2 separate regions of the Mus musculus genome follow, and region 2 is linked to region 1. Evidence: chromatin loops called from intact Hi-C (ENCODE). Cell type or tissue: heart. All regions are shown on one strand. Links, peaks and the distances in the headings refer to the core of each region. The heading gives the core; the rest is flanking DNA. Region 1 overlaps Flnb (filamin, beta). Region 2 overlaps Flnb (filamin, beta).

Region 1 (12,131 bases), core at 1,510-9,509:
ATGACTGTTTCAAAGCCACAATGGTAGAGTCACATAATTGTGACAGAGATCATGTCACACACAAGGTGAAAATACCAGGTATGTGGCCTTGTCCAGAAAAAGCCTGACTTCTAATCCATTATGATCACATGTTTTATCAGATATCCACTTAAAATATATTCAGTTATGTGCCAAATAATATATTTACTTTTTCGAGTTTGAGCAAGATGTACCAAGCCATCTATTTAAGGGTTAGTTACCAATATTTGTCTATGATATTGTATGTGCTGTTTAGCATACCACCACCCCACTCCCAGGAAATGGTGAATAAATAATCAAGTGTCACAGGCATTGGACAACTGAAAGCAAGAAGGAAAATAAGAACTAGAACTCTACAGCCTCCAGAGGAGGCTTTGGCTAGCCAGGCGGCCAGGAGGCCATGTGAGGCTCGAACACTAGGCACCTCGTTACTCAGCCTTGCAGAAGTGGCTGGGCAGCTGCCTCTACTTACCCAGAGTTCCAACCTCAGAACCAATGGATTCCACCACAAAATCTGCTGACCGACCAACAATGCCGCCGTGGAGTCCAGGGCCCCATGCACGGACTTTCTGCATGCCTGCTTCAGGGCCAACTTGAACTTCAAAGGGGCTAGCCGGAAGGAAGGAAAAGAAGAGGATCATAGAAGGGACTGCTATAACCATGAACTCTTAACATAACTCTTTCCACTTGCCTGATCTTTTGTACAGAGGCTGAAGCTCTAGGCAAGTTTTTTCCCCCCACACTGGTCACCCCCACAGCCATTGTTATGTCAACAATATAATGTAATATGGTTGCTTTGGGAGCTGGGAGTAACTGGGCTGTCCCTCAAGCAACACACTTGCTCTGGTTTGCTCATTAGTGAGTGACCTTTAGTAGGCAGGGCCCTCTAGAGTGGAAGCCTTAAAGATAAGAATGTCCACATTTTTCGTCCTCCTACCTATGCTATAACAAGAGAAGTAGTTTGAATGGGCTTTATGTCATTCATATGTGATCAAACATGCTTTAACTTTGGCAAGGGAAGTTTCTAATAAGTGTGCTTAGACACTGAAAACCCTACTTAAGAGGTCCCCTTACCCTTGGTTTTATTTTCTTACATTTCAAATGCAGTCTGCAGACACTGAAAACCCTACTTAAGAGGTCCCCTTACCCTTGGTTTTATTTTCTTACGTTTCAAATGCAGTCTGCAATGTATCATTTTGAGATTAATAGTGGCCCAGTGCTTGGCCATGATGCCTACAATATTCTTTTCACTTTATCTCACTGTATACGCATTATGTCAGCGAACACCACAAGAAGGGGAAGTCCCACACAATGTGGTATAGTTCGTTAAGACCACAGTCACGTAACTTCCATTCTGCTGCCTCGCTGCTATTGCTATCAGTCTCTTATTGTGTCTATTTTATAAATTAAACTTTCTCATGGGTATGCAAGTCTAGAGGGGGAAAACGCCACATGACGTTGCCTGGGGTTGGTTTCAGGCATATATTTATCGTTTTAGAAGGTAACTTTATGGACAAGGGAGGACTACTATAAAGCTCAATTACTTCTCAAGACAAACAGAATGTATTCAAAGTTTAAACTGCCCTCAGGAGAGTGGCAGAGCACAGGGGTCCAAAAAGGAAACTGCAATAGCCCCAGGTGTGGCCGGGGGTCCCTTGTCCCTGAAGGCATTCACATAGATGGGTTTTTATGTAAAAGCCATAGCCGACTGTGCCCACGGCATCTGTGAACAGAGGCACTCATTGAAAAGGAGAGCCTTAGCTTATATAAGGCTGTATAGACACACAGCCCGTTTGCTCTCTATTACAGCTCTTTCTGGTTTCCCTGCCTCCCACCAGGCACAAACCACCAGCATTTGATTTAAAGCAGGGCAGCTGAAACCACAGTGACTTTCTGCTGCTTTTGAGCATAAGCCAAGTGTCTGTGCTGTTCTGAAAAGGCGGGGATGGGGGGGAAGCTTCTAACAAAGCAGATCTCTCTTCCCTCTGGCAGCCTGGGAGGCAGAGCGCTCCCTCCTGCGAGCCTGTCACAGGCTGAACACACCTCTGGACAAGGCCCATCTCCAACCCGGACTCACCTCTTGGGAATGTGGTGCCCCCCCCAGGTAACTGCAACGCTGTATTTCCCTGGTGTGCTGGGGTAGTACTCAAATGAGTAGACCCCATCCAGAAAGCCCTTTTGTTTGACCAGCTCCTCCAGGCCCTCTGTGGAAAGCAAGCAAGCACACAGCTTTTGCAGTATAATCCTTGGCTTACAAGGAGACTCCCCACAAGACACAGGCAATGTACAAAAACTAGACTCTGAATGTGAAATCTCCCTCAAAAGCTGGGAGCGGTTTCCAAAACTAAAACCAGAGCCATCCCAGCCTCCAGGACAGAGAAATGGAAGACTTCCCAGCTAACTGGCTTCCAAAAGCTCTCAGCTGGTGGAGGCTGAGCTCTTAGACCAGATGGGTCGTTTGCTGTGTCTCAGTGTTTTCCGACAGTCCCAGCTGCCTTTGCCCCCCACCCCCACTGCCCCACAGACACTGGAAGAAAGCTCATCTTTGTGATTACTTGTCAAGGACTAAGCACCTATGAATCGTTTCCTGCTAAAGCAGGACAGCGAAAGAAGAAAGTTCTTTCTTATAAGCTATTTAGGAGAAGCCAGATTTTAGGTTCTATCCACAATTTTGGATCTAGCCATCAGGCAGAAACCTGTTTTATGTTATGAGTTAAGAAGGACTCTGAGGTCAGAAAACAACACCTCTTTGGCTCCTGTTGCAACAAACTGAGCAGGGGTAGTGGACTGTGGGTGGGTGAATGGATAGATGGACAGCTGCAGAGCTACTTGCACTTGGCTCTAGGTCTGGGCAGTAGAACCTTGGCTGCCCTTGGGGCAAATCCTTCCCCAAGGCTCTGAGCTTTGAGCTCACACAGCTTTGAACTCCTGGACGCAGACTAACACTAATACGGAGGACGAGAGAAACATGGCGTAGGAAACACAAGCCTGTACAGACTTAGAACTAACGCCAAGTGCGACTACAGAGCTGCCTCTCTGTTCCTGGGAAGACGGGAGACAGGAGATGCTGACCTCATGCCTGCTGTCTCCGTCCCAAAGGAGGAAGGAGGAACAAGGTACTGCAGAGACTTAACTCTGCCAACCACCTACAAAGAAAACCATTCTAGGACATTTTATTCTCCTATAAGCAGCGATCATACTAATACAGTAATTGATATAATTTCATAGTCTATAAAATGTAAAGGGTACTGGAGAAATCATTGGCTTTTAATACTGTGCTTGGATCCCAGGTCAGAAAACCCCAATCCATGTGAGTCTGTAAGAGTCTTCCACTTTATACCTAGGTCTCTTCAATTAATGGGGTGGGGGATGTGGTGGGGGGAGGGATATGTTGTCCTCAAAGCAGTATTTTTCCAACTTCCTTACAGCTTTGTTTCCTATCCCAGAGGTCTGAATATATTAATATATAAGGCTGTCAAACCACTCACTGGTCTTGCCAATCTATATCCAGGGCACATGTTACAACTCTACAACTTGATCTCTAAAGAGCATAGATAGGACTCAAATCTCTGTCACAGCTCTCTAGGAGATACCAATCAGGACTGACCAATAAATATATCATGGCTGAAGAACTAACTAAGGTTTATTTGAGATAAATACTTACTAGGGCCCTTCACAGTTACACCAAGCTCTCCGCTTCCAGCAGCCTTGGTGTCCACCTTAAAGTCTGCAGTCTCCCGGATCCGGACACCTTTGGGCTGCAGACCTCGGCCGCTGGCTCTGCAGGCATTTGGGTTGCAGGCTACAAACAGAGTTTTGACATCAGTTCAACCTTTTAATATTTTGCAAAAGACAAGAAAATTAGGGTATCTTGGGCCTCCCCCATACCCGCCAAGAAAATGGTTGCTTTACACAAAGAGCATCCAACAGCTAATGCCAGGGGCCCTGCTGAGGAAGCACAGCAGCCAGGAAGGAACACCATGACTGTCCAGCCTCACCACACAAGCGCTGGGCACCATCAATGGGAGAGCCGTGACTCCACACTGTGGGGCTCCTGTACTGGCTTTTAGCCTTTTGTGAGCAGGGGGGGATTAAGACTGACTGCTGAACACTAGCCTGACCTCACGGCCACACTCCAGGGTCCAGTGACTGGGAATCCTATGCGTTTTCAAGTCTACTTGGAAAATGCAGTGCTTGAAATATCCGTCTGAGCTCCAAAGCACGGGCCAGACATTTCTGAAGATCTGGGCATAGCTGTTGTCTTGCATGTGAATAGCTGGACAAGATAACAAAAAGCTCTCAGCCAAAGGTGGCTGTGACAAAGCTCCTGGCATCTACAAAGCAAGCCTCAGCAGAAAATGCCATGGCTAACATGACTTCTGATCTCCTTTAAAAACCACAAGGACAAAAATTATGGTAATGGCTAATATTCTTCACTTGACAGAGTCTAGAAACTACTCTTCCAAGTGGGGTCAGGAGGAGGCTTAGAAAGACATAGATTCTTCCTAGAGATCCTTTGCCCAACATGAACAGCTTTCTCCTTAAGTAGAAATGGGAAGTTGATGGGTTCAATGTCCTGTTGTCTATGCATTGGCTTTTCCTCTCTAAACAGCACATACAACAGCCTTTATTCACGGGCTCCAGAAGCAGATGGAAGGTACTTGCTCATTAGATACAACCTCCCTATGTTGGTTATGTGGCAAGCTATTACTCCCCAGACGGGAACAGAGACATCCTTGCAGTTAGAGATCATGTTGGATTGTTCATGGAAGAACATGGTGTACGGTGGCACTTAATGGCCAGTAACATCGGTTTTCCTCTGTTAAAGACACCTAATATGTGTGTATTGAAGGTCTAAGGATGGAAACCATGGTCCTGTACATGTCTGGTGAGCACTCTAACACACACTGACACACACACATACATACACACACAAACCCCTATGGAAATACAGAGCACAGTCAACAGGCTAAACATGGGAAAAAAGACTGTAACTGCTCAGTCCCTAGAGCACTCAGCCAACTCAAACACTCGGCCAACTCGACTGAAGAGTTTGTGGGATGTGCCAGATCCACTGCCATCCCTCAGCACCTTGCTCAGGCTGGGATCTGGCTATACATGCCGTGATCACTATCGCCTGCACAGGAACTTCCTTTAGTCACTCGGAAGCAGCACAAAGAACTGGCAAAATACACCCGACCCAACCAGCCCTTACCAAAGCAAGAGCCTCTGGCCCAGAGCTTGCAAATAGGAAGCCAGCAGCTTCAGGGTCCAGGCTGGCCCAGAGACAGGATTCAGAAGGAGGAGCCAGGTCTGCAGGTGCAGAGGTGGAGGACAGAAGAGGGAGAGGCAAGTCCGGTTAGAAAAGGCAGCACAGTTGGAAAACAGCAGTAACAACAGAAAAGAGCAACAAGGACTGGGAGAGGGAGGGGAAGGGGGAGGGGGGAGGGGGAGAGGGAGGGGGAGGGGGAGGGTGCCTTTAATATAAGGGGAAACCCACGCTCCTGGTTGCTGAGGGGTTCGGCAGAGTAGATACGGGCATGCCAACGGACACTACGGTTCTTCTGAGACCGACAATGCCAAAGCCTCAGTGAGTCCACCTGCCAACTGGGGGCCAATGCAGCTGGGCTGAGTGCCAGACAGCCAGTAAAGTGCCTGGACTGTAGGGACCTGCTGCCGCCAAGCCTGTTCCTAGACACCAAAACCAGCACACTTCAGTCTCTGCGCACGGATTCCATAGCCCTTCTAGAAAAGGGCTTGAACAAAAAGATCTTGCTATAATAAGGTTTTAAAGGTGGTGGTCGTGGTGTGTGTTTTAGTGTGTGTGGTTTATGTGAGTGTCTGCCAGATGTGTGCAGGTGCCCAAGGAAGCCAGAGAGAGCATCAGAAGCCCTGAAGCTGGAGTTACAGGGGGAACAGTTAGTGCGAGGCTGCTGGAAACTGAATACAGGTCCTCTGGATACCCAGGAGGAGTGGCCACCACCGAGCCGTAGCTCCAGCCCACTTCAGATACGCGTTTAAAAATATTTGCATGGACTTTATTGACTGGCTTCCCTAATCTGAAAACTTAAAATCTGAAATATAAAACTATTTAGAATCACATTAGTGCACAGTTTTATCTTGTTTTGTTTTGTTTTCTGGGTTTTGAAGTAATCTAGTTTGCAGATTAGCGATACTCCATCTGTGATACAGACTGGACTTAAAATGTTCCCTAAGGGTACAAGTGTTGAAAATGTGGGATTTGGCAGAAAGAAGTCAGATCACTGGAAGCTTGCCCTGGAAAGGACTGGCGAGATCCTAGCCTCTCTCCACCTCTTCTTGGCTTCATGGCTTCCTTGTGGTAAGCAGCTCCTTTGCCACATGTCATGTATGTGCTCATTGTAGCTACACAGCATCACCACAGGCCCAAGTGATCATGGCCGTGAGCCATACATATAATTTCATCATCTATTAATTAATGTGATCATTTCCGATGTTTTGACACAGGGAGGAAAGCAGAGGAACACAACTTGTGTTAGCACTAATATCCGGAGGATGAAGGGAGCCCAGGTCTGTCAGTCTCCATGACAGGTAGAGTTGGTCAGTACTTACCTTCCCCAATTTGTACACCAAAGGGACTCTTGGGAATGGCATCCCCAGCAAAGGAGACCTTGACCACATGGGGGCCAGGCTGCACTGGTTTGTAGACACATCTATACACCTGGTTTCCTCTGTCTTCCACCAGCAGCTCCACGCTGTTCTTGCCCTGGGGATCCTCCACCTCAATGCCGATGTCCCCCACGCCAGCTCCTGTGAAAAGAACGGCCACTCCATGAGCACCCCTTCCCCTCTGAAAGCTCTGCCAACCAGTGCACAGTGCAAACAGAAAGGGCCACTCAGGCCAGGCTGAACCAGCTGAATGTCTGTACCAACTGTCATTCTTTTTCTTAAAAGAAAAAAAAAAAAAACTGAAAAGAAAGCTGCCATGTGATGACTCATGCTTTTAATCTCAGCACTCAGGAGGTAGAGGCAGATGGATTTCTGAATTTGAGGCCAGCCTGATCTACAGAGCAAGTTCTAGGGCAGCCAGAGCAACACAGAGAGAGCCTGTCTCATTAAAAAAAAAAAGAAAAAAGAAAGCTAAGAAATTGATATTATTCATCTTATTTGTGCAGTCCACTTCTTCCACTTTTCCATAAAACTTAGTCTAGCACATGGCTGGTAACATTTAGTATAGACTGAAATTTGTACAAAAATTGATTACTTCTCAATCAGGGACAAGAGTGAAGATATGTAAAAATACAACTAGCTCATGAGAAAAAGTTGTTTCATCAATTAAAAAGACAAAAGGTTTGGGTGCCCAAACCCTCCTGAGGATTCTGTGTTAGACCCTGCAAGACCAGCAAAGGTCAAAACCCTGGGAGAGAGATACATTACCAGCTGTGTAGATGTCAAAATAGGTAGGCTTGTTGGCAATGTTCCCTGTAGTTTCCAGCCCTGGGCCTTTTGCAGTGACTTTGCTGGCATCTCCTTGGGCTTTGTCAACATTCACTTCAAATGGGCTCTTAGAAATGTGCTGTCCTGCAAAGAGGACGATGACCTACAAGTGACAAGAGAGAGGTAACAGCTTCTCCCTGGTTGGCAAGAACACTATCCAACCCCACACACAACCTTCTCTCACCTTCCTCGGGATTGTATACCCAATGGTGGATGGCAACACAAGCCCTAAAATCAGGGAAAGTGGCCAGAATTGAATCACTACCTGGACCCATCAGGCATATGGCAATGCCCATGAAATCCCGGTCTTAAACCAAAAGTACGTACATCAGATGCACTTGGGTATGGGCATCCCCTCCCTCCCAGGTGTGCTTGGTTCTAACCCAGATCTCTGAGCTATCCAGTCTCCGGTTCCAGGCCATCCAGGTAGTGTCAGACATGGGATCCCTCTTGTAGCATGGGCCTCAAGTGAGACCAGTCATTGGCTGGCCACTCCCCTCCCTACCCTGCCCCCAAATTTTGCACCACTATTACCCCAGCACATCTTGTAGGGTACTTGGCCCTTCTAACAGAAAATAAAACGACCACTTATACTTAGATCTCTAGGCAAGGGGTTTCTTTAGTAATGCAGATAAGGTCGCTGCACTCTCAGAATAAAGTTCATCATTCCAAGAACATAGTTAGAGTTTTCACGGACCAAGATCATTTCCAGATAAATGCATTTGAAACAAAATATAATGACTTCTGTCTAAAACTTTAGCAAAACTTTCTCATCTTGGGATATTTTAAGAGGACTAGGTTTCCAGTGAATCTACTAATAATTAATGAATTAATTAGATTTAAATGTTCTTTTTTAAGATTTCATTCTCGTAGATTCATGGAGTTCTGGAGTAAGAAGAATCCTGGTGAATTCACAAAAGCTCAAGGCAGAAATTCAGAACCTGTCTTAAAGCCTGAGCATGCCATAGGAGGATTGGTTTCTGTGTGGCAAAGGCTCTCTTCCCGTAGAAGACACAGTCCTTGGTTAGCCCTTGCTGTAGCCTATGCTCTCAGCTCTTGCCTGATGGAACCATGCTGGAATGGTCTCAGATACGATGCTGAGGTGAAGGGCCTGGAGGCTCTCCCTGCCACTCCTCAGAAGCTGAGTATATTCCTTGCTGCTGCTAGTGAGCTGAACTTGTGTGTCCTCTGGGCTCAAGACCAGTACACAATCTGGCCTATCACAAAGAGGAATGAGTAAGAAAGCATTCAGGACAGAGGCTGCAGTTTATTCACTACATTATCTATACTCCAGACAGACAGCTTCAATCTGTAGGAACTCATGTGCAATTAGGGGGAGGAAATCAGGACATCACGAATGACTCCCCTGGGGAATATAGACAACCGAGATGTGCTACCTAATGCCAAGTCTGATTTATTAGGGATTCTACTTTTTTTTTTTTTTGATAAATGAGATTGCATAATCCTAACCTAAGTAACTTATGACTTTTGCCTAGTATGTAGAGATCCTACATTCTACATCCAGCACTGTACAAACACTGCCAAAAACCAAGCCGCGGCCATGGCGCCTTATCTTACTTTATGCAGGCCGGTGACTTTGGGCAGATACTCCACAGAGTATGTCTTGTTCTTGTCACTGTCTGGGGTCACACGTGCCTAGAAGAGAGGATGATTATCAATTAGAGAAGGTGAAAGGTATGCATCAGTATGAAGCCGACTCACTGGATCGTTTATTGGTCTGCTGACTGTTACAAGTGTAGAAGATGCCAGTCTTGGTTTTACGAACAAAAATACAACAAGAAGTTGGGCAGAGACCCTGCCCCAGAGGAAGCTAGACAATATGGCAGAGTATTTATGAGTTCAGATCATGCTATGATCAGATCAGAGACCCAAAGATGGTCAGGAGAGGAAAATCAGGACACCTCAATTGACAAGTCCCATGTCTCACCCCACCTATCATTTGCGTCATCAAACACTGTGTCTGTGTTAATCAGTGAATACTGCTCTCAAGGCACAGCGCTCAGGCAGCTGCTTCAGCCGCCACAAGCCTCGGGATTCTTTGGTAGCTTTTTGGCTGAGTGTTGTGAGGACCTGAATATGCAGTCTCTGGTCTCGTGACTGGCCTAATGACTCCGGAGGGAGGTGGCATCCTCCAGCGTACCTCTTCCTTGTTTCCTTCTGGGTCCTCAACAAACACCATCACATCTCCTTGTCCAGCGCTGATGGTATCTACCGTGAATTTGGCTGGCTGCTTCACCATGTTTCCAGTAGGTTCGATTCCTGTCATGAGTTTACACAGTAAATTTTAAACTGGGCCACGTCTACAACCCACTATATGTTTTTCTTTTTCTTATTTAGGAGATGGGAACAAACTGCCATGAAGGAATAACCAGATAGGTTCAAACTCTTATTTTCTTCATGTTACCTAGCCGATATCCAATTTAAAAATATTCGAGAGTTTCAGAGAGTGGTCCACAAAACAGTGAAAATGCACACTGGTAGTAGCTAGCAGAAGGACCTGCCTTTGCGAGGTCGTGCAGGAGAAGGAAGTTGCACATTTCTTTAAATAACACTGTACATATACTTTAAAAAAGTATCCCCCTATTATTTGCAATTAGACGTTTAATTTTAAGAAGGTTAAATAATAGGTAGACTCAAAGACAAATACCCCATATTTTTCTCACATGTGAAATCTAGACTTATATATAAATTATATGAAAAGTAGGAACAAGACCTTGTGGGAAAAGGAGTCTTCAGAAGGAAACCAAAGAGTAACGGGGTAAAGCAAGTCAGATCTGTGTGTTTTCTCTAACATGGAGAACCTAGATACTAGAAAGTTAGGTGAGGAGCTAGAGAGATGGCTCAGCTGTGAAGAGTACTTGTCACCGTTGCAAAGGACCTGGGTTCCAGTCCCAGCACCTACATGCTGGTTAACAGCCATTTATAACTCCAGTTCCAAGGGATTGGAAGACCTCTTCTGACCTTCCTCAAACAGCACCAGGATTTGGGGGTTGGGGGAAGGAGAAAGGGGAAGTGCAATGACGGGGGTGGGGTGGGGGGTGGGGGGGTGGTAGCAATGGTGCAAAGTGATGATACTTATCATGACCAGAGTACTAAAAATTATATGATCAAGACACAGAGCATTTCATAACCACAAGGATCCCTCGTGTTGCCCTTTTAGGATTCCCACCCACTTCCCTTCCGCCCCACCCTCTTCTTATCCTGACAACCACTAATCTGTTCTCCATCTCTGTAATTTTACCATTTCAAGAATGTTACATAAGTGGAGTCATATATTAGGCAACCTTATGGTATCGGTCCTTCTAACTGAGAATCCCATCCATTCACGTGGGCCGCTGATGCTTTTTCACTGATGAGTAATGTTCTATGCTATGCAACTGTTTACCCTCTCCCACCAAGGGACGTCTGGGTTACATCCAGCTGTCTATCATTTCCAAAGCTGCTATGAACATTCAGACATAGATTTTGTGAGAACTTAAATCAAGTGTAAAGTTCTATGTCTATATCTTCCTCCTAACATGGTTCCTCACACAGAGCCCCTAAAACGCCCTGTAATGTCCAATGTGGGTCCTGATGTGGCAAGGACCGGATCGTGGTATATGGCACCTAAGCTTCCTGTAATTGCCTGGGTTGATAAGCTTTTGGTGGGAATCTCAATCTGGAGCTGTCACCAGCAGAAAGCCAGGCTTGAGAATCTAGAAGTTTCTGTGTTCTTCCAGAAACATGGCCCATGCCAACTCTCAGGATCCCTTAAACCCCAAGGATAGAGAGCACTTTTCATCCTAGAATATTGTCAGGACACCTGGGTATTTCCTGAGCTCCGAGTTACTGCCTAGCCTAAGCACGTCACAGGAAACTCAGATTTGGAGCCCAGTAAGAGAGAAATTGTAAATAAGTCCACTACTTGAACCAGTGTCTAGTGCTGACCTTCAGTTCCTCTGCAAATGCCAGGCAGCAGCTATGAGATGAACTGATTTGTTGGGCAGAAGCTAAGTATGGGGAGAAGGAGACCGAGAGTTCAGCTGTGGCTGAGATAGGCCAGGGCCGATGCGAGCAACTGCTGTCGTGAATGAGATTTACACGTCTACTGGTAGGTGTCTACTGAGAACATGGGCTCTTTTCTCACTATGGCAGCACACACATATAAGATTAGAATGACACAGGATGTCTGGACCACTTCACATCAGTAATGTGGGGGTCCAGGCAAGGTTTTTCAAAATACAGATATATACATACATATATAGGTATATATTTAAGACTTGAAAGTTTTGGGGGAGTTGTTTGATTTGGTTTGGTTTTGTTTTTAATTTTTGATGAAGTTGTAATTTTTTGCTCTTCTTGAGCTTTTGGTGTCAAATCCCAGAACTCTTTTTTCCCCTAACCCTAGATTTCAGATTCTCATTGTTTTCCCTCTGAGGTGGGTTTGATGCATGTCGCATATTCATATTCAGATTCTCATTGTTTTCCCTCTGAGGTGGGTTTGATGCATGTTGCATATTTAAATGGTTCAGTTTGAGCTGATTTTTGAGTTAGGTATGATTCTATTTTTAAAAGTTATTTATTTTGTGTGTATGGACGTTTATTCCTCTATTTCTGTGTACCACGTGTGTGTCTGG
Region 2 (12,131 bases), core at 2,732-10,731, 51 kb before region 1:
TGGTAAGGCCTGAGTCAGACATCCAAGCCTGGCCGAGAACACAGGCAGGGCATGGGGCCCTTTGCTGGCCACACGGATCCTTTTCTGAAAGCATTCCTCATGCTGCAACTGTGTGAACAGACATCTGTGGAAAGTCTAAGGTCAGGCAGCCTAGGCAAACAAGATGCCCTCTCTGTGAACGGAGAAATATTTACAGAGGGTGCAAGTGGGTGAGTTCCAGGCCTTTTCTGGCTGGGACCAGATCCTTAGCTACAAGGCTAGAGTACAGCCTGACATCTGAGCTCCAGAAGGGTGAGAAATACCAAGAGGAAACAGAGAAAGGTTGGGACAAAGCAGCCAACAGGGGATCAGATGGCTCCTGGCCACGCTGAGGCTGCCGTGGGGCCGGGCCAAGGTCTGCTACTGTTCTCCTGCCAGGAGGGCCCCTCGCCTGTATGGATGCCTGGAAACCACTCTGGGCATCTGGAGGGAAGGAGTTCTGGTTTAGGACGCCTCAGGAAAGCCCACTGGGGTATAATATGAGCTTCTAGGGTCAGGAGCTAAGGGCTCTTAAACTCTAAGATCACAGACCTGGAGATGACCCTCAAGTCCTATGGACTCCCAGAGAGTGCTGGGCCACTGGGGCCATTTTGTCTTGCTCTCCCAAAGTGCAAGGTAGATCTCATCCAAGAGCAAAGTACTGGCTCAGAGGGAAGCAGGGAGTCAGGCTGGGTGTGCCAAGGGCATCTGGCAGGACCCACGCCACTGAGGGGGTGGTTTTATGGAGGGCACTGCTTTGGCCAGAGTTCCTGGCAGCATGCCAGTCCACTGGCCACTCCTAACTTGGGCAGGGCTCCTTTACCACTGAGGAGACTCTCACTTCAGGGTTGGGTTTGCTCTAAGTACAGCAAACCATGTCTTAGTGCACAGGAAAGACAATCGGTTCTGTCCCTAGTATGGCAAGGGGCAGGAAGACCAAAGATTTCCCCAACAAGCCCGAAGTAACAGCAACTAGAAGAAGTGGTGTCTTCTTCACGGTGCACTTCCTCTACAGACGCTTACAGGGACAGAGTCCTTATTATCTCTAATGCTGACGTGATGGGCCGAGCTGAGGCCTACCTCAAGCTGACCACATACATGGCTTTTCGTTATGAAGGCCAACCAACAAGTAAAAAGGATCACCTAGAAATATCTTTCAGATGCCCAGCGAAAAGGTGAGTTGCCCATTCAGTGAGCTCACTTCTACCAAATTAAAGCTGAACTAGGGATTTGTCTATCAAGGAATCAACCACTTGGTCAACTTGGCTGCTCTGCACCACACCAGCCCAGGGACAGGCAGCAAGTGGGGAAGCCTCCATGACTGGGTGCCTGGCTAGCAGTGCTCACACCTGCAGAAGGCAGAACATGTCCATAAAGCTTGAGAGCGTCCACGCCTTTTCAACACCTTCCCCTCCCTGGCAGTGAGCAGAAAATTCAAGGGGATGGATAGGCCATGCACAGGCTTGGGGGGCTGGGAGCAGTCCACCTTTGGACCTAGGAGCTGTACCACAAACTCTGTCCAAAGAAAAGTCCTCCAAATTAATGACGCTAATGATGCTGTCATCATCCTGCTATAGGGCTGAGGAACTTGCTGTAGAAAGACATCTGGGCTACAAACAAACTGTAATGAGGTATAACAATACAGGCCTCTGTCTGGATTTACCCCGGTTCAAACAATGGCCCCCAATTCCTCCAAAGCCCGCAGGTCTGCATTTTCCCAAGGACAGAGCACAGAAGGCCTCCAGGGGCTAACGATGTCTACCTCAGCTCTCCCAGAGAGAGCTGCTCAGGTAACGAGGGAAGCAGCGCTTCTTACCTGTGGTGCCCGTCTCAAGCCCAGCACCGTAGGCTGACACTAGAGCAGGATTGCCTGCCTGGCCAGGCTCTCCTACACGTACTTTGAAAGGGCTCCCGACCACGTGGCTCCCGTTAAACTTGACATCGATCGTGTGGATGCCATTCTCATGCGGGATGAAGCGAACGGCATACTTATCTGGAAGGAGAAGATGCACATGGTAAACGTGGATGCTAAGCAGTGTGGTGTGAGTGGGGACACAGCATTGCAAGCAACCTGAGCTGGGCAGCGCTGAATCATTTAAAGACACCATTCTGCTGGGAGCCTGGCAGCTAACACACAGATTTTAAGGCCAGCTAGCCTTACTTTGTGTCTCCCTAATCAGCCCTTTGGGAAACACTCTTGACTCTCGAGTTCTGTTATAGACTCAGGCTCCTGCCTCACAATCCACCCTTTATGAAAAAGTCCACTTCTCACCACGTTTCTGTTTGTCCTCTTGAAGGGAAAAACACAGTTGCAACTGGCACTAAGGCTCTGTAATTAAGCCCAAGGCAAGCAATGTCAGCAAGTGGAGCACTTAGCCTGTTCTGTTTTGGGTCACATGTGTCAAGGTCATCTCCTGCCTAGATTGGCCTTGCACGGCAAATCACGTGGCCGGCCTCTGCACCAGTTAGGCCCTGGCTCCTTGAGGACCCAGGCCCTCTTTTGTTTCTCTGGTACTCTCCACAGGGGAACGTTCTGGACAGTAGTAGTCAGCTACTCTTATCTTTTGGCACTGCACTTCTCCTAGTGCTTCCCAGCTGGGTACCCACCCCCTCCCTTAAAGGCAAAATGTTTTATGGGAAGTGAACCCCACCCCAATGTCCAGATTCAGTCTCTTACAGGATGAGGAAAATTCTTTCCCCAAGGTAAATTTATTTCTTTAGCCACAGTAAGTGACTCAGGAATGGGCATGTGTCCCAGCTCACTGGGACGGGAGCAGAGGCTCGCTAGGAGACTTATAGATTTCTTGCCTCTCAAGACCTCTGAAAATGAAGCAGCAGGTGGTCCTGTAGCCATCTTACTACCAAGAAGGCAAGAAGCCTTGAAATGAAGAAAGAATAAGGACACACTTGTGAGCCTGAGGCAGGAAGGTCTTAAGTAGGAAGTTACCTGGGCTGTATGAATTGCAGGCCAGCCTAGGCTACACAGAGAGCCTGCCTCAAGAAATAAAGCAAAGCAGAGCAAAGCAACAAAAAGCCTTTGGGGCCTTGGAGGATTACCACCGGTGACTGCATCAAGCCATTGTTAAACTCTACCATAGACCACAAAGGAGGCACTTCTATGAATTACTGGCCCTCATGACTACGTGTTCCTTTGAGCTGGTAGTCTATGATGGCAACCAGTAACACCCCAATTATGACATGCTAGAATAATCTGGGACTTCAGAGGCTGCCTGGACCAAGGGCAAACGTCACATAACAATGCATGGAGAGCTAGTAAATACCACCACCTGGCTATGTGGGAGACACTCCAATTAAGAAAGAGACCCTGGTCAACCCTTGTATAGCCTCTGGGCAGATATCCTCAGTTGAGCTAACTGTATGGGCTCCTTCCTACCTATCCACCGAGATACAGGTTTGTGCATGTGTGTGCTTGCACACCTGGAGTCTGGAGGCCAGAGGCCGACACTGGTTATCTTCTTCAGTGACTCTCCATCTCATTTTTTGAGGCAGGTTCTCTCCTGAATCTGGAGCCCACTGATGTGTTTAGACTGACTGGCTAGCTAGCAAGCCTCTGGTCTCTCCCCATATCCCCTGGGATCACAGGTAGGTGTCTGGTTAGATCAAACTCAGGTCCTTGTGTTTGTACTTTACTGACTGAACCATCTCATTCTCTATGGTATGGCCTTATGTCAGCCAAGATGCCGTCATGGCACCATCTTCCATTTGTCTTTTCTGTCCAATGAGAGAAACATACATAGCTGTTCATGCATGCTCTAGACCAGTGGCTTTCAACCTTCCTAGTACTGCAATCTTTTAGTATAGTTCCTCATTTGTGGTGACACCCCCTCCTACCATAAACTTTTTTTCGTTGCTACTTTATAATGGTAATTTTGTTACTGTTATGAATCATAATGTAAACAGCTGGGTTTTCCATAGGCAAGCTCTATGAAAGGGGCATTTGAATCCCACAGGGGCATGACCCATAGATTAAGAAGTGCTGCTCTAGATTTCCACCCTCAGTGGACATAGGGGAGCACACGACAAATGCCCAACAGCAGCGGGTGTCATCAAAGACCACACTGGCAGAGCTCTCCTGACCTTGCCAAAGCACAAAGAGCCCTACCCACTCTCCCATGCCACTATCTGCTTCTTAGTTTTCTTAGGGTATCACTGAGGGCTGTCTCTAATTTGCAGCCTTATTCAGACTAGTTTAGCCAGTTGATTTTTTTTTATTGTTTGTTTATTTTTATTGTTGTTGTTTTGCTTTTGAGACAGCGTCTTGCTTTGTAGCCCAGGTTGGCCTTGAACTTGAAGTTCTCCTGCTTCAGTTTTTCAAATGCTAGATTAAAGATATGTACCAACTCGAGTAGTGTTTTGAGGGGTAGAGCTGTATATTCACTAGCTTTAGCTTCCTGCCAAATCCCTAACGTATAATAAACGCTCACTGACAGAATGGCCTCTTTAAAGTTGATTGACATCAGAGTCCCATAAATCTGAGGTATTAAGCCCTAGAGTCTTAGATTCTCTTGGAGGAAGGTAAGATTAAAATAGCCTTCCTCGTGCCATAAAGTCAACCATATAATAAAGCTGTAAGGTTTTATTAAAATAAAAGTTGTTATTAATGTCATGTAAAAGGAATCTGATAAAGTCACAGAAAATAAAGCAGATCTTGTTTAGAGAAACTAGAAGAAAGGGGTATTGCTGTCACACAGAGAGTCTCTGTGTCCCTGGCAAACATGTCTACCCCATTTTAGAAACGATGCCTGGCAGCAGTGAAAGAGCTTGACTCTCAGGCCCAGCTGTGGAGCACCGCCAGGAGCACGGGTGTGGAGACCCCGCTGGCAGCCTGGCTGCTTACCTGGCTCCAGTTCAGACACGTGGCATTCCTCCACGGCTCCTGAGGGGCTGTGCACCTTTGCATCAATCTTCCCTTTCGCACCATTCAACCTTATAGCAAAGGACGCTGGCTGGTTAACTTTTAATCCTGATTCCTGAGAATTCAATAAATCAGACAGGTTATGGCACCCCGTGCTCCTGCTCACTAGCACACGATGACCCAGGGCGGCTCCAGGAGGAAATTCTCATAGGACAGGCTTGAATATTCCCATCTGTCATACCTGATAACAAGACGGGGCAGCCTTTGCTTCCACGTTTCTACCAGTAAACAGAAACACACACTGTACCCCTATGTTCAAACCCGCAGGACTGGGGAGCTGCTTTGGGGATAGGAGACTCGAGATGCTCCAGACAAGAGAATATCCCAAACAAGATCTGCACAGGCCCAAACCCCTGGCTGTCCCAGCTAAACTGCCGCTGCTGCCTCATTATCATCATCACCACCACCATCATCATGATCATCATCACCAATTCCTTTTTAGGAGGAGTCTGGGTGCAGTGTTCATGACATGAGCTGGATTTTATGTCATTGCTTTTGTTGTTAATGTTTTTTTTTTTTTAAATTAAGTGCAGGAATAGGTAGCGCTCTTGATAACATGCAGAGCAACGCATGCAAAGGTTGAACTTTGCTTAATTACTCTTTTCAAGTAGTAAAACGACGTTGTTAAATCTGAATCTCAAATTTCCTTGTTTGCAAAATGGACAAACTACCTGACCCTAACTGAGAGACTGGTTATGAAGAACACATGAAATGATGCTCCAAAAATGTCAGCGAGTTGTTAAGTATGAATCGTATTTAGAAGTTGCCTCTGCAACTCCGAGAAGTGTGGCCTTTGTCTTCCCTCACTCAGCCTCACTCGTAGCGTGTCTTAGAAAGTGCACATTCTTGGCGGGAGGAGCTTAGGCACTAGGTACTCAGAACTAAGCAACTGTTATGAATGGCCCACACTATCCAGGAAAGTAAGGTTTTAACATGCCCCAGCTTTGGCTTAAACAGCCATTCTTCAGAGGCAGCAGGGCTGTATGCAAAGGAGCTACCCAGGAATGTGGTTAAAATGCAGATTTTGTTTTTGTTTTTGTTTTTTTTCAAGACAGGGTTTCTCTGTATCGCCCTAGCAGTCCTGGAACTCACTCTGTAGACCAGGCTGGCCTTGAACTCAGAAATCCGCCTGCCTCTGCCTCCCGAGTGCTGGGATTAAAGGCATGTGCCACCACACCCGGCTAAAATGCAGATTTTGACAATGGTTCTAGAAAAGCCTAGGGAAGGCTCGGCACTGGTGCAAGGACTGCCCCTCTACAGCAGGTCCGAACAGCACTGCGTTCCCTGGGTTAGTCCAGAGCTACAGATGGAAACCGACCAATTTAAAGCACTTTAAATTTCATAACAAAAATTTGGTTTCTCTAGCAGCATCTTAATTGGGCAGCCACATGTGGCTAGCGACTATTAAACCACACTGTGACAATTAGGTGAACGCAGAATGTTCTGCGAACTCTGCTGCTTGGGGGTTACAGCCTGGGAGGGAGGCCATAATACAAACTTAAGGACTCTTTAATTTCCAGGAAACCCCCACTTTGTCCCCTCCCCCACAAAATGCCAGCCAACTCCACTTTTTCTATGAAGCCCCAAAAGCCAGATAAAACAAAACCCGCTTCTCACGTCTACCCAGTACCAGATGTTGTTCAGGCCTCCGCTGAGGCGCTGATAAATAATTTACATATCCCTCCATGCGGAGGAATCCATACTTACAGAAATACTTATGAGCAAACCGTGACAGGAGGACTCAACAGAAGCGCTGGGGAGGAGCAATCACTCCTGTTACCTGAGTCTGTTGCCGCTAAAGCCTCAAGAGGGCGAGAAAAGCTTCTGAAGATCTAAAGAGAGACCTTCGAGACGCAGGACGGCAGGCAGCGCTCTGCCTCTCTGCCCCCGACAAGTGCTGCCTTTATCGCCCTCTATAGGCTTTAGCTAAGTCGGCCACAAAACAAACTCCTGTTAAGAAGCCTTTAAATGAAACACAAGAAAAACATCTACACCAAGGCGACCAGTTAGGACCTCTGGGCTCTCCCACTGAGACTCACCAATCACAGTCTGGGCCTCTAACTAGCAGCAGTCCATTGTCTCAGCATAAGAAAGAATCTCAATGTAAATAAGTCAAAAGTGGGCAGCTACTTGCTGTATCATCCATTCCAAATGCCAGAGTGGATTCTAATCCAAGTACTTCTAAGAGCTGGAATAGCTAAAGGCTACTTAGAAACTGCATTAACTGGAAACTGGTTTTGGGTATTTGGGCATTATTGTATAACCTATTTGCTTCTTCTAATTCAGACACGTTCAGTGTCCCAAGCTGATGCATCCCTAGTGGCTCTCAGTGTGGCGCTGGTGCTAATGTAAGTGCGTGTGTGCACGTGCAACTGTGGTGATGCTCAGTGCACAGTCTCAGGGGAGCAGGTTTTGGGGACAGAGCCCTCACTCTTGCTAACTCATACTAGATGGTTCCTGGCTAGAATCACTCTGGACCATCTTTAAAATTAAGTCAAGAGAAGTTGCCCATTTGGGTGTTGCAAAAATTTACTTAAGGGACATTGATAAGTTCTCAAGATAGTCCCCTGTACACTTATCATAAACAAGTCACCGTAATTACACACAAAAAGATGCTGTTAGCTTTAGGGGAAGAAAGCCAACGATCATTATAGGTACAAGTCACTAGACTGTCAGGATTGTCTATTCTGTGTTATAGGTACAAGTCACTAGACTGTCAGGATTGTCTATTCTGTTTTGAAATCTGCCCTGCTCCCTCAACCAATGATTAACAGGCTTCCTTTGTTTCTCCTGAATAAATATTTAAAAGCAAACTTGTCCCTCACTGGTAAGATATATTGTTTATCAAGTCTGTTTGAGCTTGCTCAAACTGACTCCTGAGGGCATAAGGAGGTGACCCTGCCATAGGACTGCTACCCCATGAATGGCAACACCTGGGTGCCAACTCTCAACAGGACTTGGTACCCAGGACAGGATTAATGTGGTCTCAGGAGTCCAGGAGTCTCACTGGTTGGCCTATGGCCAAGGAGATGGATGCTTCCTTGTGCCTCACCTGAAGGCTCAGAACAGTGAGGCAGCGAGCGTCGTCTGAGGGCGCGATGACGGGCACCAGGTAAGGGCTGTCCGGGATGTGCTCGTCGTTGAACTTGATAGACACCTCGTAGTTACCTGTTGGGATAGGAAAGCCCCACCATTTCAGAGAGTTCAGAAAGGTATTTCCATAGTGGCCATGGGCTTAAGCTGGGCTCAAATGTCTTCAGAGACTAGCAGTGCTTAATTTAAAGCCACAGCTGACTAACTGACTAACACCCAGACGGTAGGATTTTATTAGTTAAGTAAGAACAGAGATTCTTGACCTGGGTCCACAGAGCCATCTGTGTATAGAATCCAAGAGACCCAGGGGCTTGAAAAGGAAAAGCAGTTGCGTCTATATTTTTATTAATCTCTAAGAAAAAGGATTAGAAATGTCACCACAGCAAGTGCGAAGCATCTGTGCCGCGTATTGCCAATATTACACATCACACATCACGGATCTATTCCACTGTAAGCACTGGAGCCATCTTGACAGCATCATGCACACTCATCATGTATACTCAGCACTGGAGCCATCTTGACAGCATCATGCACACTCATCATGTATACTCAGCACTGGAACCATCTTGACAGCATCATGCACACTCATCATGTATACTCAGCACTGGAGCCATCTTGACAGCATCATGCACACTCATCACTACTTTGAAAGTAAGACCATCAATGTACTTTGGGCAAACTTTATCATAATTTAATATACTAATAAAGTCATATATACTCTACTGCTATGTATTTGATAACTATACTTTAATATAGTTTTATTTAAGATAATGTTCACTTTGTAGCCCAGGTCAGCCTGGAGCTCACACTGTCTGGCTCACACTCCTAGCAATCAGCCTTCCAGGTATCATGCGATATACACTATATCTGCATTTACAACTGTATTTTAATAAAATTGATTACTTTTATGATTTGATGTACTTTATATTGTATATGCCAAAAATGGATGTTGAGGACAGGATAAGTCAGATGTCCAAAGGGTCTCAGGGACACGAAAGGTGACAAATCTCTGCTTTAGATTCTCAGGTGCTGAAGCAGTCAACCCAGCTCTGGGTCACTCGCAGGGGCATCTGGAGGGGCAGTGGGCAGAACGCAGCATTTGAAAGCAAGCAAGCAAGCAGAGCCATCAGTAAAAGGCAAGACACTGATGAGAACAAGGACCCTCATCTCTTGAAGGCCTGAGGCTCTCCCTTGTGCCCCCACATGCACATGCCTGTATACCTGACCTAAGCTGTAAGTTTCTCATCCTGGCAACTAAACCATCTCTAAACAAGGAGATCACCCTCAGACATCCCCTGAGTACATACCAGGCTCTTGGGCAATATAAGACACACCGCATGACCCATTTTTATGGTCATCGAATGTGATCTCGGCCTTACTAGGGCCCTCAACAGCAATGGAGAGGCCGCCAGCACCTGCTTCCCGGGTCCAGATGCTGAACTCAGCTGAGAGCAAAGAAACACCTGGTTAGTGAGACAGCCCAGAGCCCCAGCCCCTCTTTCAGCTCAAGCCAGCAGCGTAGGTCTGGCCCTTGCCAGCACTTTCCTTTTGCCCTAGTCCCAAGCAGAACCCAGGCGAAGGCCATCATTGTGGTTTCTGAAGCACCGCCAATGACCATGAAGTTCATGTGGATTCCGGCACCAGGAACACACCCAAAACCACACCAGAGAAGGATGAATGCACTCAGACTCCCCACACTTCTTCCCTCACACAGCAGCCACCGCAGGAGGGGACCCCTCAAATCAGTTTTGCAGCGTTCTAATGAGCTGCACAGAACACGGATTCAAGAATGCACTGGAAACAGTAACTACTCTCTTTTTAAGAGACTTAATGCACACTAATGTTAGACTAGCAAAACCTGTCTAAGCCTGTTGGCTTTGTGTGAGTGACTCCCAATGTTACTTAGCTTTAAAAGCTTTGAATAAGGAATGTCCCTTACAGCCACCCACTGGAGTTGTCTCTTTAGAGCAATGGGTACAGTTGTACACTTACTTGTGAGTCCAGTTAAAACTTGGCCCAAATTCTTACCTGGGATGCCTGCTTCTCCCCTCTCCAGGCCAGGGCCTCCTGCCCGGACCTTGTGGGCACCCCCTTCGCCAAGGGGCCCCACGGTGAACTGGAACGGGCTTCCTGTTACGTGCTGTCCGCGGTACTTTACGCTGACAGTGTGAACGCCCATCTCCTGGGGCACAAATCTGACACAGTGAGAGTTCTTTCCCATGGGCACAATCTCTGCCTCAGTGACATGGCCAGAGGGGCTGGTGACATGGGCAGACATGTCACTGCTGTTGATCTCTAAAGGTAAAAGGTTGGGAGAAAAAGTTAGGGCAAAGGTTTGAGGCCATGCAGGGCACACAGGTCACGCAGAGAAGGTTGTGGCAGGTACAGCCCAGGGGTGGGAGGTGCTTGGACTCCCCGTGGGCTAGAGGCCTGCCTTCCTGTGACCAGCATGAAGGGGGCACTGACACATCCTTTTCCACTGAGCTATGTCAACAGCTTTCGTGGCTGGAGTCTAGTTATCTGTACATGGCAGCAGCATCACACTAGGACCTATGCTGGCAGCTGCGGCATGTAAGGAAACCCACCTGTTTCTACCTGTGTCTCTCTTACATTTATATGAGCTTATATACGTATGTACGTATGTGTGTCGTCTATGAGCAAGTGTGCGACAGCATGCATGTGGATGAAGGCTAGAAGACAGCTTGCAGGAGCTCTCTCCAGCCAATACGAGGGTCCTAGGACTCAAGCCTGTGTTATCAGGCTTAGCAGCAGGACCCTTAGACACTGAGCCATCTCATAGGCCCCAAGAGCCTTCATCTCTTATCGTCAAGCTCTGCTGCTTCTTTCGGGCAACAAGGTCAAAGGCATTAAGATACAAAAGTGAACACAAGCCAATTAAGATACAAAAGTGAACACAGGCCATTTCAACCGCAAAGGAGGAACCATGCGTGAGCAAAGCTTTCAGCCTCAGGAAAGCAATGCTTTTGCATACTAGTCAGCCACTTGCAACCCAGAAGAGGATCTACTCCTGCTAATCCACTTTGACTCACAGCCTCTCCAGCCGGGAGGAGGGAAGTATACTAGTCGTTAAGATGCTACTTTGTGACTAAGATCACCCAAGAGGCCCAGGTCCCAGGAACTGATAAGGTCTCCTCACTAACAGATGAGAGGGCATCTGGTGGACATGAGGAGGGTGGTTCTTGCAGACTCCTCTGCTATCAAGTAACTGAAAAGAATGACCAAGAGCCAAAGAGGCCTCAGACGGGACAAATATCCACACGCGCAGATACCACATGCGCAGATACCCGAGTTCCTCAGGTAAGAGTCGGCAGAGAGAGGAAAGGTAATTGCAAAACAGAAAGTGGGAAGCAAAGCAAACTCCACATCACAAGTTAATCCTAGAAATAAGACTAAAATGGCGATACCACATCTTCCCCAGGAGAAAGAGCACCTCCTGTTGGTGGGTGATGGGGAGCAACAGGAGCCAATCCATTTCTGGAGGAAGGTTTACCAAAGCATGGCCAAGTCCAAATTCACTGGCCAGCCAGCTTCGTCCACCTTGAAGCACACAAACTTTGTACTGTCACATCCAGGGAACAGTTTCTAAAAGGTGACCTTGACTGTAGTAATTAGATGTTAACTACAGTCACACTTGACAACAATGGTGGTGTACTTGACTCCAGCTAAAGGGTGTGTGTGTAGGAATGTGCAGGGTTGGGAAAGAGCCCTTTCCTCTTTGATCACGTATGTGCATCTTTTGCATCTGTTTTCATGTGTGTGAATGCGTGCATATGTGCAGGCCAGACGACAGCCTCAGGTCCCATTCCTTAGAAGCCATCCACCCTGGTTTTTAAGAGTGTCTCTCACTAGCCTGATTATCAGTGACTGGCCGGACAGTAGGGCCTAGGACCTCTTGTCTCTGCCTCCCCAGTGCTGGGATTACATGCAGGCACCGTCACACCTGACTTTTCTGTCAAATAGAAGTTCTGGAGACGGAACTCAAGGCTTCACACTTGTGTGGCAAAGACTTTACCAACATAGCTGTCTCACTCCGTTACGCTCTGCCTTCCCAATGTGTGGGCAG

The links. A loop is a pair of places that touch in the nucleus more often than their neighbours do. Peaks named below come from ENCODE experiments on the same cell type or tissue, not always from the same donor. Only the 100,000 strongest peaks of a DNase experiment are listed, where the experiment ranks them.
Region 2: a loop joins it to region 1, with 2.0 times the contacts of the local background. A loop is called at or near these places in 10 of 42 quality-filtered maps.

What each region holds. Positions count from the first base shown.
Region 1 is chr14:7,879,226-7,891,356 of GRCm38, reverse strand. It overlaps Flnb (filamin, beta), which reads right to left. Exons shown (of 46, transcript NM_134080.1): 5 at 9,656-9,774; 6 at 9,073-9,150; 7 at 7,435-7,597; 8 at 6,610-6,807; 9 at 3,683-3,820; 10 at 2,096-2,222; 11 at 491-627. Among named protein-coding and RNA genes, the nearest start is that of Flnb, 67 kb to the right of the region's middle. In heart, for the core only: no CTCF peak of the experiment used is centred there; a DNase peak (open chromatin) is centred at 5,126.
Region 2 is chr14:7,931,925-7,944,055 of GRCm38, reverse strand. Flnb (filamin, beta) reads right to left here. Exons shown (of 46, transcript NM_134080.1): 39 at 10,076-10,342; 40 at 9,355-9,492; 41 at 8,007-8,122; 42 at 4,877-5,009; 43 at 1,835-2,011. Among named protein-coding and RNA genes, the nearest start is that of Gm45521, 19 kb to the left of the region's middle. In heart, for the core only: a CTCF peak has its summit at 6,858; no DNase peak of the experiment used is centred there; H3K27ac peaks cover 453 bases.